Linked DNA regions of Homo sapiens: region 2 is linked to region 1. The links are chromatin loops, found by intact Hi-C in ENCODE. Cell type or tissue: heart left ventricle. All regions are shown on one strand. Each heading gives the region's core, and the rest is flanking DNA. Links, peaks and the distances in the headings are about the cores only.

Region 1 (9,073 bases), core at 558-8,557:
CAAATTCCTACAGAGGCCTACTAGGGAAGGTAAGTAAGTGGATGAAGTGGGCCCACGGAGAGACAAGAGGAAGGGGTGGGGACTGGGGTGGACCCAGGAACGCACAAGTCTTGTGTAAGAGGAGCACCATGCTTCAGGGCCTACATTCCCACATGATTGGTAATGTCCAGTGTAATCAGGCCTCCTGATTTTTCAAGATAAGCCAAAAATTCAAGCTTTTCTGTAAACTGTTTCAATTTTAAATATCGACAACAAATCCAAAAAATTTGAAATACGGTATGGGCCAAACAAAACACATTCTCAGGCCAAAGGCCAGGTTGTGATAAGGCCCTAGAGGTCAACGTCCCCTTGGGGCAGGAACCACAGCAGAGCCCAAGAGCTGTATTCTCCACTGAAAGGATTTGCTTTAACCTCCTGGTCAAGGCATAAATCCTCCATTCAACATTCCAAGCAAGCGGTTTTCCAGCCCATCCTTGAAATCTCCAGTGACTGGGAGATGGACCTGGGATTGTGTGCTCTCTCCCCTGCCCTCTTCCGCTGGCTCTGACCATTCCTTTAGGACTCAGCCAAGATGTTACCTATTCCAGGAAGCTTTCTAGGATCCCAATATCTATATTAGAGACTCTCCATCTATGTGTTCATGGCCCCCTAGACCTCTCTTATCTCAATTCTCTCCACGCTGCATTACGTGTCTGTCTTCCCACTAGGCTGAGAGCTCCTGAGAGCCAAGGCTGTATATACAGTGGTTAACACACACAGTTCGTATATCAACTGGCCTTTTTTTTTATTGCAAGTCATAAAAACTCCATCAGACTCTCTTAAGTACACAGAAAATGTATTCTCCATAAAAGTGGCCAAGAAGGCGTAGGCCGAATTCAGGCACAATTGAGTCTGGGGTTCACATGATGTCAACCACTCCTGCCTCACCCCACCTCTCCCCTGCACTCAGCTTCCATCTCCTGCCCAGGCAGTAGCAAGATGGCAGCCAAAGAGAGACAATCCAAAATGCATAAACATCATTACTAATCCCTTTTATTGAACAGAAAATGGAGGCACAAAGATGTGAAGTAACTTGCTCAAGATCACACGAGTATGAGGTGAAAAAGTGAGGGAACGAAGGAAGCAGTTGGCTTCCAGAACTCATGCATTAAACACGTTATAATTCTGCCCCCCAAAATATGCCTTTTTCTTGGCCAGTTCCAAATGTGGCCCCTTATGGCCAGGCCACCATCGTCTAGATGATATTTGGTTGGTGCAAATGTAATTGCAGTTTTGCCATTACTTTCAATGGCAAAAACCACAATTACTTTTGCACCAGCCTATACAATTAACACCCTGTCCCTGTCCCCTGAAATGTCAACAGCATAGAATGGTAGAGGAGGAGCAGAATAACTTCAATTAAAGGAGAATTGCACAGAGGGCACCCGCCCACAGCACAGCGGCAGTGCTCTCAGTACCTGGCAGGAAGCAAGGTTCTTTGTCCTTCAGCGTATTTTCCAGGAGAGCTCCCTTGCCCACTGTCTCTCCCAAGCCCACATTTGGGATGGGCGACAGGGAAGATGCAACTTCTGGGAAGCAGCTCTCTACTGGATGGGGTAGTGGGGACCTGAGGATTGATTGCCTTAAATGATGGGCTTCTTAGATTATTTGACGGATTTGGTGTTTCTCTTGTAAAAAACTTCTCTCAGATCTTAAGTAAATGATGGGCATCTTAGGTTATTTGGCAGATTTGGTGTTTCTTTTGTAGAATAATTCTCTCAGATCTTTAGCAAGCTGTTGGTGTCCACTTCTAGCCTTCCCCATGGGTTAGTACCTGAAGCCCCAGCCCTCACTGAGCCATTGACTTTGATGTGCAACCTGGGCAGTGCTCTGCCCTTCCCCCAGCCAACAGCTTACCGGCATCCATCTGAGACTCCACCTCCAGGAGGCAATTTGAAACAATGCCTGAAGGAGGGGAGGGGATTACTTGGCTCCTTGACTCCAGCCACATCCCCTGCATTGAGTGGGGGGCTCATCACAGGAGGTGCTTGGGAAGGGTCTAGGGGATCAGTGTGTCCCCAGGTTGCTTGCTTTCCTGCCTTTATGCACACTAATTTTAGGTTGGAATCGGTCCTTTAGCTTTCCAACGCTGCATTCCTCCATACTTCTGGCTGCTGTGAATTTCAGGTCATAGGCAAGAGGTGCCTCTCTCAGTAAAGCTTAATGTAAATGCCACCTGCTTTCAAACCAGCCATTTTCAACCTAAGCTTGTCACTTTTTAATAGGACCTTACTGAAGGTCACTTCTGTTTAGCAAGAGCTCCAACCTTTCAGCCAGGGTCCGTGAGTCCTCACCACCTGACACCTCCACTCCACTCAGCCAACAACGTACGCGTGACTTGCCACTTGCACGTTCCACTCCTGGAATCAACTTCTGCATCAATTTTGTTTAAAAGTAACAAAAGAAACCAAACTATCCCAGGTGAAAAGAAGTGCATTGATTCATAGATCTGAAAATGCCAGGGTCTGACTCCTGGCACAGCTGGGTTCAGGGGCTCAATGTCATCAGTACGTGCGTGGTCTTTCTGTTTGTTGCATCTTTCTTCCATGTTTTGGTTTCTTCTCCAGTTCCCTGTGGTTGCTCAGCGTTCCAGACCCATATCCTCACCAATTAATGTCCAGCAGGTTGAAGTTAGAGCTTTGTTTCTCCAGGAGTCAAAAACTCAAAGCCACTCTCACTGGTCCAAATTTGTCATGTGTCCATCCTTGAAGGAAGAGCCTAGGAGATACAGCACTCCGATTGGCCAGGCCTGATCACACGCCTACCCCTGGAGGGGGAGTCAGGGCCTCCTACAAGGAAGGGAGTGAGGAAAGAGGATTTCTTCAGAGAGAGACTGGAGAGCAGCAACATCCCACTGGGTGAGCGGAGGCTGGGCAGTCGGAACAGCAGAAGCCTATACAATGGATGCTTAGCAGGTGTTTATCCTGGGGGTGAACAAATGAGCCACTCACCCTCTGTGCCTGAGTAGGCAAGTATTCTGGAAAGAAGATATATCTTTTTTCTTTCCTATTCAAGAAGTCTGAGCCAGCAAAAAATGCTGTGTCCTAAGAACCTGTTTGCATTTACAGTGAATTCTCAATTATCTGTCTGTGGCAGATTCTCTCTGGACTATCCAGGTTGAGTCCCGCAGCACTGCAGGTTTCTAAGCAAAAGCAGAAGGCCAGACTACATTACTTTGAACATTCCGTAATTCAGCAAGCTTTGCCTCTACTCAGGCTATCAGACAGTGCATGCTCAGGGAATGCTAGCTCACAGTCATATTTGTCCGAGCAAAGCAGACACAGGAAAGCAAGTCCACTTTTGGCAGGAAGAGGCAGAAAGTGGGACCTGGGTGGGAAGCCACAGAAACCCTCGCAGAGCCATTCCTGGGGCGAGCCCAAGCACATGAGCATACACTTCCTACATAGCTTGGGATTATCAGCCTCGCTGTCTCCAGCCACTGGCATGGATACTTGGGACCTGACCATCCTGGCCAGGTGGTCATGCTATATGACTGATATAAACTAAAGAGTGTGCATACTGGCTGGGCACAGTGGCTCAGGTCTGTAATCCTAGCACTTTGGGAGGCTGGGGCTGGAGGATTGCCTGAGGCCAGGAATTTGAGACCAGCCTAAGCAACTCAGAAAGACCCTGTCTCTACAAAAAAAAAAAAAAAAAAAATTTAGCCAGACATGTCTGTGCATGCCTGTAGTCCAAGCTACTCCGGAGGCAGGAGGATTGCCTGAGTCCAGGCATCTGAGGCTGCAGTGAGCTATGATGGTGCCACTGCACTCCAGTCTGGGTGACAGAGCAAGACCCTGTCTCTAAAATTTAAAAATAAAAAAAGCATGTGTGCTGTCGCTATTACCTACTTCTGAACTTGCTTAGGAGCCAACTGAGGTTGGATTCCCTAGAAGCAGATCCTGAGCAAAGGATACCTGGGGAAGGTATTCATCAGAGGAATGCTACATGAAGGAACCAAACAGTTAGTGGGCCAGTAGTGGGCCCCTCCCGAACAAGGAAGGGGAAGAAGACAAGAAAGGCTGTGATTTCAGGGAAGTCGTAGCCTCAGCCTGAAAAGCCTCAACCATGGAAAGCCCTGGCGTGTGAATTACATCACAGACATTCTTTTCCCATCTTAAGGCAAAGGCACTGGACTTTCCTATCCTTGCACTCTACAGGGATGGGGGAAGGGGAGAGGGTGCTAAACACCCAGGCACGTCCAGCTGTGGTGGCCTCAGGTGCCCCAGAGCAATCCTCTGAAGGCTGCAGGTGCAAGCTTTTGAGAGGTGACAGCATGCTGGCAGCCCTCGCAGCCCTGGCTCGCTCTCGGCTCCTGCTCAGCCTTGGCGCCCACTCTGGCCGCACTTGAGGAGCCCTTCAGCCCGCCACTGCACCGTAGGAGCTCTTCTCTGGGCTGGCCGAGGCCGAAGCCGGCTCCCTCGGCTTGCGGGGAAGTGTGGAGGGAGAGGCACGGGCGGGAACCGAGGCGGCGCGCCGCGCTTGCGGGCCAGCTAGAGTTCCGGGTGGGCGTGGACTTGGTGGGCCCCACACTCGGAGCAGCCGGCCGGCCCTGCCGGCCCGGGGCAGTGAGGGGCTTAGCTCCCAGGCCAGCAGCTGCGGAGGGTGCGCCGGGCCCCCCAGCAGTGCTGGCCCACCAGCGCTGCGCTCGATTTCTCGCCGGGCCTTAGCTGCCTCCCCGCGGGGCAGGGCTCGGGACTTGCAGCCCACCATGCCTGAGTCTCCCCACCACCACCGTGGGCTCCTGCGCGGCCTGAGTCTGCCTAACGAGCGCCGCCCCCTGCTCCACGGCGCCCGGTCCCATCGACAGCCCAAGGGCTGAGGAGTGCGGGTGCACGGCGTGGGACTGGCAGGCAGCTCCACCTGCGGCCCGGTGCGAGATCCACTGAGTGAAGCCAGCTGGGCTCCTGAGTCTAGTGGGGACTTGGAGAATCTTTCTGTCTGGCTAAGGGCTTGTAAATGCACCAATCAGCGCTCTGTGTCTAGCTAATCTGGTGGGGACTTGGAGAATCTTTATGTCTAGCTAAGGGATTATGAATGCACCAATTGGCACTCTGTGTCTAGCTCAAGGTTGGTAAACACACCAATCCACACTCTGTATTTAGCTAATCTAGTGGGGACGTGGAGAACTTTTGTGTCTTGCTCAGGGATTGCAAACGCACCAATCAGCACCCTGTCAAAACGGACCAATCAGCACCCTGTCAAAACAAACCAATCGGCTGTCTGTAAAATGGACCAATCAGCAGGATGTGGGTGGGGCCAGATAATAGAATAAAAGCAGGCTGCCTGAACTCACAGTGGCAACCAGCTTGGGTCTGCTCCCACGCTGTTGGGGCGGGGGCGGGGGGGGGGTTGTTCTTTTGCTCCTTGGGTCCACACTGCGTTTATGAGCTGTAATATTCACCGCAAAGGTCTGCAGCTTCACTACTAAGCCAACGAGACCACAAACCCACCAGGAGGAACGACAATTCCAGACGCGTGGCTTTAACAGCTGTTAACACTCACCGCGAAGGTCTGTAGCTTCATTTCTGAGTCAGCGAGACCACGAACCCACCAGAAAGAAGAAACTCCGAACACACCCGAACCTCAGAAGGAACAAATTCCGGACACGCCGCCTTTAAGAACTGTAACACTCACCACAAGGGTCCGCGGCTTCATTCTTGAAGTCAGTGAGACCAAGAACCCACTAATTCCGGACACACTTTGACCAGCAGAGCAGGCAGAAGTAAAGCCACGGTTCACAGAAGTGGTGAGGGGAATACGTGGGTCCTAGGCGGACGCTGTCTATATCTGGTACAGGGGCAAAAGCACAGAGGTGTTCTCCAATTGCCCCAAGCCCCGCAGGAGCAGGCACAGAGGGAAGTGAGGGCTTCCAGTCCCCTGGGCCCCTAATTTCTGAATAGTTCCCCGATCCCCCACCTCACGCTCTTCCTGATGTCTGGTCTTTTTCTGGTTCCGTGTCTAGGCTGCCCCGGCTGGACACAGGCTCAATCTTGCTGGAATCTGTCCTCTTACTCCCCTACCCCAGCCCAGTGCCCCACCAGCGTGCTCCACTCAGCATCCTGATTTTCCCTGGAATGTGCCACTTTGCCACCATTTCCCTTTCAACAGATGGAATATAGCAAGTTCGCTTTCTGTATCAATCATGTCACAAATCATTAAGCATATCGACATCAAGCAGAGCCAGCCTGTGTAGTCGCAAAGGGGTCGGGTGTTCTTCCACTGCCGAGCAGGCAGGTGCCACTACCTCGTCCTCAACTGTCAGGAGTCCCACCCACTTGGGGGCCCCAAGCCAGCGGCCCCAACCTGCTCTTAGCTCCACAGGGTAGCACGGAGGTCATGTGATTTATCTGGATCCTCTGCAGGAACCCTTCCCCAGACCACAGCTTTAACAGCCGATCTTCAGAAGCCAGAGACAGGAGGTCCTGACAAAGGGCAGTCCAGCTCTGCATTCATCTAACAGCAAAAGCTGGTTGCACAGCCACCCAGGGCTTCCACAGGTGCAGGCTCAGCCCATCTTCAAGGAGCTCACACCTTACTCCAAGATCACTTCCTCCCACTGCCCTCCTCAGGGCAGGACCACGTTCAATGATCTCATGAGAATCTCAGCGCTTTCTAACCTATCTCATTATCCCTCACAATAACCCTGTGCAGTTCATATTTTTATCAACATGTTATAGAAGAGGCCCAGGGAAGTCCAGTGGCTTGCCATTGTCACACAGCTAAAAAGTAGCAGTTGCCAGGCTTCAAACCCAAGTCTGTCTGGCTCTGCAGTCAGCACCATTCCCCATGCAGCTATAATGTATTCTTTGCCTTTCAGCTGAGGGTCTTCCTCCATAATTCTGCTCAAAAGTCCTCAATATAAGTGCTTTGTGATATCTACCTTAATCCCCTCTATTTGTTACTTAAACCCACTTCCTCTTTTCATTGACAAATGGACAGATGTTTGCTCACCTACTGCCTTTCCTCTTCCAGATACATTTCTAGTGTTTGCTTTTAAGCACCCATGGCGGGAGATGGAAGAGGAGAGGAGGGGGCGATCATGAGATAACAGTAGATAAAATAATGTCCCCTCAAAAATGGTGCAGAACCCAGCCGGCATCCTGTGCAAATAGTACCCACTTACACAAATCTGAGAGCTATGCCTCCTTAACTTTGTGCCTGAAGTACCTTGCTGGCATGGCTCCGGTCCAGCCCCTGACATGCACGCAGACACTCATGTGAGGTGTCTTGTCATCTTCCATCCCTGAGTCCACCCATACAGTTGCCCTAGCTCCACCTTTTCCCTGACCCCTCCCACACACAGCCTTCCATGCCTCGCTCCCACAACCCGCTCCCTCGGTGAAGTCATCTCACATGTGACGCCCCCACCTAATGTCTTCCCAGCAGCCTCCCCCAACGCCAGTGCCCTGGGTCCAAGAGCAGAATCTCAGTGTTCCTGCAGAAGTCACCATGGAAGAATAATCGTGTTGTGATTTTGAAAGGAAATTGAAATCCCCTCTTTACTGCTTTCTAAATGAACCTTATAATTTTCTCCCTGTCTACAACCTCCCTGTGCACTGGCTTCTCTGTATCTGTGTGCATATTTGTGCGAGAGAGAGTGAGCTCAGTTCTAGCAAGTAGGGCCTCTGGTGGATCCGCGGGAAGGACCCGTCACCCAGCAGGATGGAGTGTGAGCTCTGTGGCCAGGAGTCACAGTGCACAAGGCACCCTCTCCCCTAGGCACCCTCTCCCCTGCCCATTCTTAGCCCCTCGGGTTGGAGCCTCCGAAATGGAACTGGCGTGATGGAGCCTGAGTGCACCAGGAGTTTTCCCGGGTTGGATGAGCCAAGCTTGTCTGAGGGAACCAGGGCTGGAGGACAGAAGAGCAGTCCAGGGAGCAGGGCAGCAGGGAACTCTGGAAGGCAATGGGGCTGTGGATTAAAGGGTGGGAGGAATGTCCCGGGAGGCCAAGAACAAAAGGTGGTCCTAGTGGCAAACTCGCAGAAGGATCTAGAAGAGAAGTGTCAGGCAGGGGCAGGGAAAAAGAGGAGGAGCCAGGGCTCCTGGGCAGCATGGGCGATGGGCACACCTGAGGGGTGTGGCCTATTCAGAAACCCCTGACCTGTCCAGGCCTGCTCATCTGGGGAGGGTGGGAAATCAGGACCATTCTTCCCTCAGTAGGGGCAGGGAGAAGTGAACCCAATCAAAGGGTGAGCCAGGCCATCCCTGTGCTGTGAGGAGTGAGTTGGTCCTCAAGCATCCGGCTTCCTCTGGGGGCAGTGATCTTGGATACTTGGGCTGCACCTCTACCTTTTTTGACTATCCCAGAGTAGATAACTAAGACCCAAAGCTGAAAACAAAGAGCATCAAGAACCCTATACCATAAAACAATTGGGCCTTGACCACTCCTTGTGGCTTACTAAGAGGCTAGCCCAAATGCCATGGCTTCTTGCTCTTGTCTGCTGATATGTGGACCACAGGCCTCGGGGAGGGGTTGCAGCTCAAAGAGACTTGTATTAGTCCATTTTCACACTGCTATAAAGAAATACTTGAGACTGGGTAATTTATAAAGGAAACAGGTTTAATTGACTCACAGTTCCGCATGGCTGGGGGGGCCTCAGGAAATTTACAGTCATGGCAGAAGGAGAAGGGGAAGCAAGGACCTTCTTCACATGGTGGCAGGAGGGAGAAGAGAGAGCAAAGAGAGAAGAGCCCCTTATGAAACCATCAGATCTCCAGAGAATTCACTCACCGTCAAGAGAACAGCATGGGGGAAACCACTCCCACGATCCAATCACCTCCTTCCCTGGACACTTGGAGATTACAGGACCCTCCCAGGACATGTAGGGATTACAATCTGAGATAAGATTTGGGTGGGGACACAGAGCCAAACCATATCAAGACTCATTTAGAGACTGGGAAAACCTACAGGGAGGGAATTCAGAGACCAACCCCATTCTCCAGCAGTAGGCCATTTGCTTAGGCAGCAGACTTGGTGAGATGCCTTAAGCCAACCTGAACAGGGGAAAGGGCCTGCACGCCCCTTGTTGAT
Region 2 (9,073 bases), core at 721-8,720, 100 kb after region 1:
ACCTGGGCTCTCACAACAGCCTTGTGAGGAAGCAGTGGGGACTGATACCACCACCGATACCCAGCTGAAAACAATGAGCTCCCCATGTGTATTCTAGCCCTCTGTTACCTCTGTCCTTCCCCACCTGACCCTCAGATGACACCACACCCCCATTTCCGGCCCTGCCAGTCCTTCCTGTAAGCCTTTGTGCCTGTGTTCCCTGATGCCCTCTGCCCTTCGCAGTCATGCTCCCTCTACTGAGCACAGGTTCCTGGAAATTCACCCCTCCAGGGAAGGAGTCACAGCCACTGTCAATCCCACTGACCTCAAAGCTCCCAGACTCAGGACCCAGTCCCTTTAGGGGCCTTGTTTCTTTCATCTCCTTGGTGATTGCTTCCTGTTCTCCCCCCAACTCCACCCTGAGCCTGGGAGCTCCCAGAGGGCAGATTTCCTGTCCCTCCTGTCCTCGGCACAGGCTACCCACAGTGCTTGGGCAGGGATGCCGGGGGAACCTGTTTCTTCCATCACAGACATCATAGACTGACTCACAGTGCAGAGCTGGGAAGTCTCCCAGCATGTGAGCACAACCTCCCCTCTCTTCAGATACAGGTACTGAGGCCTGCCCAAGATGCCCCAGGCCCTAGGCCCTCGGGGTGGCATCATAGTGGGTGCTGCTGTTCCCTCCACCCCCTCCCACAACCTGCAGGAGGCTCACACTGGGCCCTCAGTCTCCTACAGAGCAGGAGAGACCCGCAGGAGCCTGTCAGGGCACTCGATGGCACCCCAGGGCCTGGTCCATGGATGGAAGGGAGAGACAGGAGGGACAGGGCCAGGGCGAGGCCAGGTAGGGGTTCTGAGGAGAGGGGTGCTGGGGCCGGCACTCCCAGAACTTGCCCAAAGGCACAGCACCCCAGGCAGGGAGGAGGCAGGCTGGCCGGCTGGGGCCTGGCCCACACCAGGAATGTCAGAGGAGGGAAAGCCCAACAACCAAGAAGCCCAGGGGTTGTTTTCAAACTGGGTGGGGCGGCACAGGTGCTTTTCTGTTGAGCTCATCTCTCCAAATCCCCCAAGCCTCTCCCATTGTGTGTGTGAGTGTGTGTGTGTGTGTGTGTGTGTGTGTGTGTGAAAGACGTGTGTGAATTACTGATTAGCTCCCGGAGGCTTCCCCCTCCCCAGCCCCTGTGCCTTACCCAGGCCTCCCTCCTCCCCCAGCCTCCCTCTCCCACATGCACAGGCACACACCCTCATGGTCCGAGGGCTGGCACACCCACCCTTATGTAACGGGTATTGCTGTGGTTTGTTGCTGGCGCCCAAGAATGTGAGAGGCCACCACAGGGCAAGGACAGGCAGGCACTGGTCTGTGCTAGGCCGGCACCTTGCAGGCTGGGACTGTCCAGGGCCTGAGAGGGAGGGCCAAGGGGGCCAGGGTGCAGAGCCAGGAAACTCAGAAGAGGAGGGACCACTCTCCCTGCCTAGGGGAGCAGAATGGTCCTGGGGTCGGCAGCCATCTCACAGGGCTCAGCCCCTACAAAACCTGAGCCAAAGCAAAACACAGCACCGGCCTGGCAGAAGGGAGCCCAGGAGACCTCCGGAAGGAAAGAGAAGCAGAGGTGTGGGCTGGAAGTGAGAAGGCAAGGAGGGCAAAGAGGTGCTGCCTGTGTGGCCCGGGAGGAATGCCTCTGAGGAGCTGGCACCAGGTAACTTCTCATTCGAACCAGGACACTTCTGAGAGCTAACACAGACCTGTTCATCATCACATCAGGACAACACGTAGATGCCAGGACTTTCCCAGGCAAACTGGACATGCCATCACCCCCACTCAGAAGGAACCTGGCTGAGAGTCACTGCACGGACTTTGGGGGCCCCTGGGCAGCAGGAGAGACACTAGGTCTGGGGTGAGGGGCTCCCTCTTACCTTTGGGTGTCAGGTACATGGAGTATCTCTTCATGGTGTCCGGTGCACTCCACTCACCCCCGAAGCTGTTCGTGTAGTTGTTCACATAGCGATGGTCACCACCTAGGAAGCAGAGGGTCGGGTCAGCAGAGGAGCCAGGTGGGAAGGAGGAGCCAGCCACTGGGGACTTTTGGGGCTCAGATGAGTCACCCCATAGCCCTTCCCCTATCTCCCAGGCAGATCCAAGTTTCCCCAACCTCTCAGAGAATATGACGCCCTGCCCAGCATTCACTCGGTTCCTGAGCTCTTGGTGGAGAAGGTGTCTGCAAAGAGCCATCCACCCTCTTGAACTAAGCCCTTGTAAATACGATTGTGTGCACAACACTTCCTAGCACTTCACCTTTACAAGGTGCTATTAATGCCCATTTCTTATTTGATCCATACATCAATTGTGGTTGTATCCCCCTGAGACAGATAAGGAAATTGAGACTCAGGAAGTAAGAGAAGCAGCTTGCCCAATGTCACATGCCGATAAGGGCAGAGTTGGGGATTGAGCTCTGGCTCGCTACTTCCGGGTTCAGTCCCAGCCACTGCTGGCAGCCTAAGGTGAGGGGATGAGGTCCCAGTGTTGGCCTCCATGGCCCAGGGATCCAGGCAGTGGAGTGAGCTGCTATGGCAGGGGCCACTCAACTGCAGACCCCCTAACTCAAACAGATCTGCTGCTCGACACTTGACTTCCCTCAGCCACCTCCACCCCATTCCTTTCTCTTTCGACTTCCCCGTCTTCTACTTTCCCTGTCCTTCCCTCTCTCTCTCCTGAGCAAGAGGAGAAATGTGCCTGAGACCCTCATTCTTCATCTTCATCACCTGCGCCTATCAGTGTCCTGGTGCACAGCAGATACTCAAAGAATAAACAAATGCCCTCCTAGGTGTTAGCCCAGCCCTGTGCCCCACAGAGTCCAGGATGAAGTGGCCTGGTGTCTCTTAGCGCAGGGGCCTTTGAGGGTGTGGACGAGTCCCTGGTCTGGTGGGCAGGCTAGCATCGGGGAGGAGTGGATGGTCACTCCACTGTCTGACTCACCGGCCACCACCTCCTAGAGCAGACACACTCCCAGCAGCCACACGAAAAAACAACACAGAGGCAGAGGAGCCGCCCCCACGGCCCCAGGCACAGGTGTGGGCTACTGAATCAGCAGTGCCCATCCCTGCTCCTGCTTGCCACCTCGCCACACACCTCGTACAGGACGCAGGGCCACACCTGTACAGAGGCCGTGGCCAGCATTGTGACCTAGAAATGGGACAGTGAGCGGCCAGGAGCCTGAACAGTTTCTGCAAGGCTCACCCCACCCCAGTCTAGGCCATCCCCCAGGCCTGGCCGGACCTCACCGGAGGGGCTGCCCTGCCGAGTTTGTACCCCAGGGACGATGATTATCACACTCCTCAACCCCACTTCTGCAGCCACCGCCAGCCGCAGCTTCTCAGATGAGAGGGCATGGGAGACTGAACAGCAGAGTGTTCAACCCCGCCGTACCCCCTACCGAGCAGTGCGCCCTTTGAAAGGATGCTTCTCTGAGCCTCAGCCTTCTCGCCTGTAAAATGCAGTACACCCCACAGGGAAAATAAGGTAATGTGCGTGAGAAGCTCAGTGAAATGCCCGGCATCGAGCGAGCACTCAATCATTGTCAGCTGTCACCATCACCATTAGCATCATCACTATTGTCATTAGAAGGAGGATTTCGGGATCTGAGTGCCGTTTGAAGCCAAATGATTGTCTTGCTGAAATGGCTTATCTGTCCTTGTGTGTGATTGAATGTCCCCCACATTTCACAGGGACACCATGTGATATTGCCATCGCCAAGGTGCACAAATGGCCTCCTGAACCCCAACCCTTCTGCACACTTTTATCCCCCTCACCCCCTTCTCCTCCCCCAAAGAATCATATGCTGTGTCTGGAGAGCAATCAGGGGTCCTTTCCTTTGGGGTATTCACGTCTAGCAGTCATTAACAAGGCTGTACTCTCAAGGCCCCGTGCAACGCCTGGGACACCGGGTGGGGCCTTGGGGAAAGTGCCCAGGCTTCAGGCCCTAAAGGGACTGGGTGGAAAAGGACTTGACGATGTTGTTTCTCAGGTTCAGAGGTTTTCTGTGAGATGATTCAGTTGACCTCTGAGGGGACAGCATGACTCAGAAGAAGAGCTGACTTCAAGGGAGCTGGTGAGTCACAGAGACACTGTGTCCCACCGTCCCCAGCCCAGCTCAACAGGCCAAGTCCAGCCTCTGGGCTCAGCACTGCTCAGCATGGCCATGATGACAGGCAAGTCCTCCCTCCAGGCATGGCTGCAGTTCTAGGTCACGTCTGCTAGAGTCTGCAAAGCCACCAGTTTGGAATCTGGCCCATACTAGTGGCAGCATCCACACAGCTGCTGGGCTGGGCCCGGCAATTAGATGTAGATCTGAACGAAACCAGTCTCTGAGTTTGATGGACAACCCACAGAGAGGAGGCATTTGTGGAGCCAGTGCCCAGGATGTCCCTGCTCTGGAGGTCTCTTCCTATAGTTGCATAACTTTGGCAGCAAGTTCAAAGGAGGAGGAGGGTTAGAATCCCTGTATCCTAGTCCAAACGGCCTGAGGAAGGGTGGGTGGGTGGGTGGGAACAATGAGAAGAAGCTCACTGGAGGCCAGCCCATGTCAGGCAGCAGGAATTGATTTGGGAGAGAAAGGTCTATGGCCTTGGGGCCCAGCCACGAGAGGGGACCTACCGTTCTCCATGTGGTTCCTCTCAATGAAGTTACGGCTCAGGTCCGCCTTGCACATCTTCTCAACGTGGCGCATGCATACATTGAGCAGGTCGTCCTTGAAGTTGCCTAGTGACTGTCCCAGGCCCTCCCCCTCCAGCAGGACATGATAGGTGGGCAGGGGTGGGGGGAGAGAGTAATTGCTCATCAATGCACCAAATTCCTACCAAGAAAGGAAAGAACCATTAACTGCCTGGGTCTTCATGAGCTATGAGGACGCTTCTCTGCCAGGGGCTCTCACAGTGCAGCTGGGGGTCTCAGCGCTGCAAGCCCCACTCTTCCTCACTGGATGTTTGTTTCTTCTGTAACATGAAAAGGTTCAACTAAAAGCCACTGGATGCTAACATCCCTGATGGCACTAGCGTTCAGATGTGTGACTCCACGACTCCCACCTCTAAAGTGGGTGCATCTGTTTACCTCATAGGGTTTATGAGAGGGACACAAACTGCAAAGACTGGGAGTGAACACACTAAAGAAATGCAAGGAATTACTATAGAATTTGGGGTCAGCCATGGTGGTATTTCTTTCTTTCTTTTTTTTTTTTTTGAGGCGAGTCTCACTCTGTTACCCAGGCTGAATCTCAGCTCACTGCAACCTCCGTCTTTTGGGTTCAAGCAATTCTCCTGCCTCAGCCTCTCAAGTAGCTGGGATTACAGGTGTGTGACACCATGCCTAGCTAATTTTTTTTTGTATTTTTAGTAGAGATGGGGTTTCATCATGTTGGCCAGGCTGGTCTTGAACTCCTGATCTCAGGTGATCCACCTACCTTGGCCTCCCAAAGTGCTGGGATTACAGGCGTGAGCCACCATGCCCAGCCCACAGTGGTATTTCAACTTTTACACGCCATGCTCAGTGCTGCCTTTGCACTTCTCATTTCCCTTACTCCTCACCGAAGACTCTGTCCTCCCTCTCAAATCCTAACCGGCCTCCAAGACCCAGTTCAAACTCCACCTCCTCCACAAAGCTGTCTTAGCTTCCTCCAGCCCACCTGCCCTTCTCTGAGCTTCTACAGGCACTTATCTCCTGAGCCATATGCTTTATCATTTAATTACACACTTTTCTATATTGTTCTTTAATTGTACATGTCTTATCTTCCCAGCTGGATTGCAGTTGCTTGGAGGCAGAAACCATGTCTTGTACTTCTCTATTCGCCACAGCACCTAATAGAGTACTGGGCATGCAGTAGTATCTAAAACACTCTAGCAGATGGAAGGATGAATGGATGAATAGACAAACGGACTAGATCCAAGATAACAAATATGCAGCACTCCTACACCACTCCCCCTCTACCCGATTCACTGATCTCACAACTCTTTCCTACTGAGCCCAGAGCACTGCTAGCACATATCAATTGAAGTTGGTAAAAGGTGATATTTGTTTGCCATCTTGAGAGTAGGTAAAGAAATGGATTGGATTTAAAAAATTAAACAGAGAGAATGGCGCTTGGATAGATGGATGAATGGATGGATGGTTGGATGGCTGGATGGTGGATGAACAGATAGACGAATAGGTGGATAAGTGGATAGGTGGATGGATGGATGTTGGAGGGGGGTCTCAAAAAGTGGATTGTGAAATCGAGGGCTTGAGTGACAGAGGAGTGGCTTGTTACCTGCAGAAACAACACAGAGTCGCTGATGCTATGCAGCTGCTCCCGGGTCTGCTTGTCCTCATGCAGCACCTTGGCTCTCTCATCCAGAGCATCCATGATCACCTTCACTTGGTCCACAGCATCCTGCTCCCGCTGCTCCAGCGCAGCCCTCACTTCCTCCTTTTGCTTCTCCAGGTCCCGCACCAGGTCCCGGAAGTTCTGCTCCAGGATGGCCTTCTCATTGGTGGTGAAGCTCTGGAGGTCCAGAGTCAGGGAAGAGATTAGGCAGGGCTTTAGTTAGGGAAAGAAATCACCCTAGTCGGGTATGTCTTTAGGTTTCCAGCACAGGATCAGGGCATTCCCACTGCCCCAACCTGGCAAGCCTATTTGGCCAAGAATCTCATTCAAAGGCATCACTGAGGGATGCCACCTACTGACAGAGATAGCCAGGTTTGTTCACAGTCCACGCTTCTTATCTACCTGTGGCTCCTTCCTCTTGGTGGGTTGATATGAGCCATCATTCCCTGTGGGCCCCAAAGTTCTCCCATGGGTCACAATATGCTCCCTGAAACCCTAACCAGAACCAAACATTATTCAGAAAATGAATGTATATGTAGAAATGTGTATTCAGAAAATGAATGTGTATGCTGGCTGTGTATGTAGTCAGGGTCAAGCAGGCAGTGATTTCAGATTGTGGTTTGCAATTACCCAAACCATGGCAGACATACATTTAGCCAAAATGGCATAAGTAGAGAAGAAATGGTGTGTATTTGGTGGCTGGGGAGTCTTGTGGGCAGAACAGACATTGGAGGACATTGGAAGACACACTGGAGGAAAGTCTGGGGTCTTTACTTGCTGGGATAATATGAAATGGGCATTAGGTCACAGACAGGATCCCACCTGAGTGCCTGGCTCAGACTGAGAAGGGGAGTTGGTGAGAATGTCAGAGGAGGTGGGAGAAGCCAGAAGAAACATATTGGGATGTCTACGTGGGCCTGGGACTCAAATGGGAGCCAAGGCCTGCGTCTTTCCAGGCAGGCCAGGTCGGGTAAGGGAGCAGCAAGGTGAGCTTGGGGGCTGCTCACCTTGATGCGGTCCTTCTCCTTCTGCCACTTCTCAGCTTCATCCTCAATCTCAATGATCTTGAGCTGCAGCTGCTCCTTTTGCAATGACAGCTCCGTCTGCAGAGAAAGAGCCAGGATTGGAGAAGTCAGGGGGAGGAGATGGAAGAGAACCAGAGAACCAGGGAGCGGCTCCACTCAGGGGGCACACTCGCAGCCAGGGCTCATCACTCATCTATTCAGCTCTTCATTCAGCAAACATTCATCAGGACCTCGGATATGCCAGGCACCATGCCAGTCGCCAAGGATCTAGCAGTAAGTTAAATACCATCTTGCTGTATTCTCAGGCCACTAGGGCTGGATATCCTAGCCATGTCTTTTTAAGGGCTAAACCTCTGCCTATCTCCTCCACCCAGCAAGAGCAGGAGGGAAACTCATTTACAGGGTGCTTGCCCTTTTCAGTGGACCTGGGGACAATGGGAAGAGAAAGGAAGGGGATCCAGCCCAGCTCAGCCCAGCCCAGCCCAGGGAGTGTCTCGTGGCAGTAACAGTGTGCAGCGTTTCTATGGCATGACGTAGGGCTGTGTTGCAAGCAGCAGCCAGGGTTGCCGCCGGCGTGGACTCCGTCTGGGCAGGCACAGCTATAAAACCTGTTTATGGGAAAGGGAAGGCATTCTGCAGTTTTGGCAAGACGGAGACTTTTACCCAGGGGCTCTGGGGAAGGAGAAGGCTGGAGAGGAAGGCAGTGTAGAGTGGAAGAAGAGGTTGTAGGGACCCCTGCTCAGGAAGAGGACACAGACTGTTGGGGTCTGGGGTGGTTTAGGAAGAGGTTGTATCAGTAGCACACTGGGACATTAGCTTTCACTCCCATACTCACCTTTCATGTGGGGAAATGCCCTTCTCTGAAAAGCAGCCACAATAGAGACAAAAGGAGAGGCATGAAGCTAAGGCCAATCCCATCCAGCCAAGCCTCTGTTCTGCTGGGCTGTCCTGTAGGACACTCAAAGCCCCTTCTAGCATGGACAATAGGTGGATGATCTCCACCTGACAGAACAAAGCATCCAAGAGAGCCTTGGATTGCTCCAGATCTCCCCACTACCACTGGGTTTTGAATGCAGAGTCCCACCCCTTTCTCTGGCCATCACCTTGCGGAGCCCAAAAGAATAGTCAAGGTGAGGATGCCACAAACCTCTAGGAATGGGAGTCCCATCAGCCAGGAGTCATGAGCACCTGGGCACATGCAACACCATGCGGCACACCTTCTGAACGCCCCACCGGGCCAAGGAAGTGCTAACAGGGGACCTCCTGCAGGCACCCGGGGAAGTGGATCCGATGGCAGATAGAGCTTCCCTGGCTTTCCTGGAAAAGGTGCCCGGAGGGTGGGGAAGGCATGGGGCAAGAGCCACAGAGCTTCCCAGAGAGTCCTTGAATCCCTGGCCTCCCCGCCCCCACCACCACATTCCTGGACTCTCCAGGCAGGGAGATTCAGAGTTGTTCTCAGTAGCATTTGCCCCACCAGCAAACGGCCGGAAATGCCATAGCATGGAAAATACCATCACCAGAGATGGAAAAGAGGACCTAAGGAGATGAGGATGGAGATTTGGCCCCATCTCTGGAAAAAAGTCTGGAGAGAAGCCAGCAGCCACTAAATAAGGTGGTGAGAGAGTGGAAAACAGAGAAAGCAGGCCCACTGTAATGGCAGAAACTCGACCCTCACACTCTCTGACGATGCAGAGCCCAAGAGCCCAGGAAACACAG

What was found. Hi-C counts contacts between places; a loop is a spot of excess contacts. Peaks named below come from ENCODE experiments on the same cell type or tissue, not always from the same donor. Only the 100,000 strongest peaks of a DNase experiment are listed, where the experiment ranks them.
Region 2: it touches region 1 in a loop (4-fold over the local background); 1 of 110 quality-filtered maps calls a loop at or near these places.

What each region holds. Positions count from the first base shown.
Region 1 is chr11:120,021,415-120,030,487 of GRCh38, forward strand. It overlaps LOC105369527 (a long non-coding RNA gene), which reads left to right and starts at 5,339. Exons shown (of 2, transcript XR_948085.4): 1 at 5,339-5,788; 2 at 7,426-7,581. RefSeq lists an enhancer at 1,645-2,146. In heart left ventricle, for the core only: no CTCF peak of the experiment used is centred there; DNase peaks (open chromatin) are centred at 4,544 and 4,813; H3K27me3 peaks cover 1,352 bases.
Region 2 is chr11:120,121,061-120,130,133 of GRCh38, forward strand. TRIM29 (tripartite motif containing 29) reads right to left here. Exons shown (of 9, transcript NM_012101.4): 2 at 7,340-7,435; 3 at 6,276-6,509; 4 at 4,631-4,829; 5 at 1,894-1,995. It overlaps LOC105369529 (a long non-coding RNA gene), which reads left to right and starts at 7,434. Exons shown (of 3, transcript XR_948100.3): 1 at 7,434-7,630. RefSeq lists enhancers at 2,615-3,122, 3,544-4,743, 3,881-4,175. In heart left ventricle, for the core only: no CTCF peak of the experiment used is centred there; a DNase peak (open chromatin) is centred at 4,163.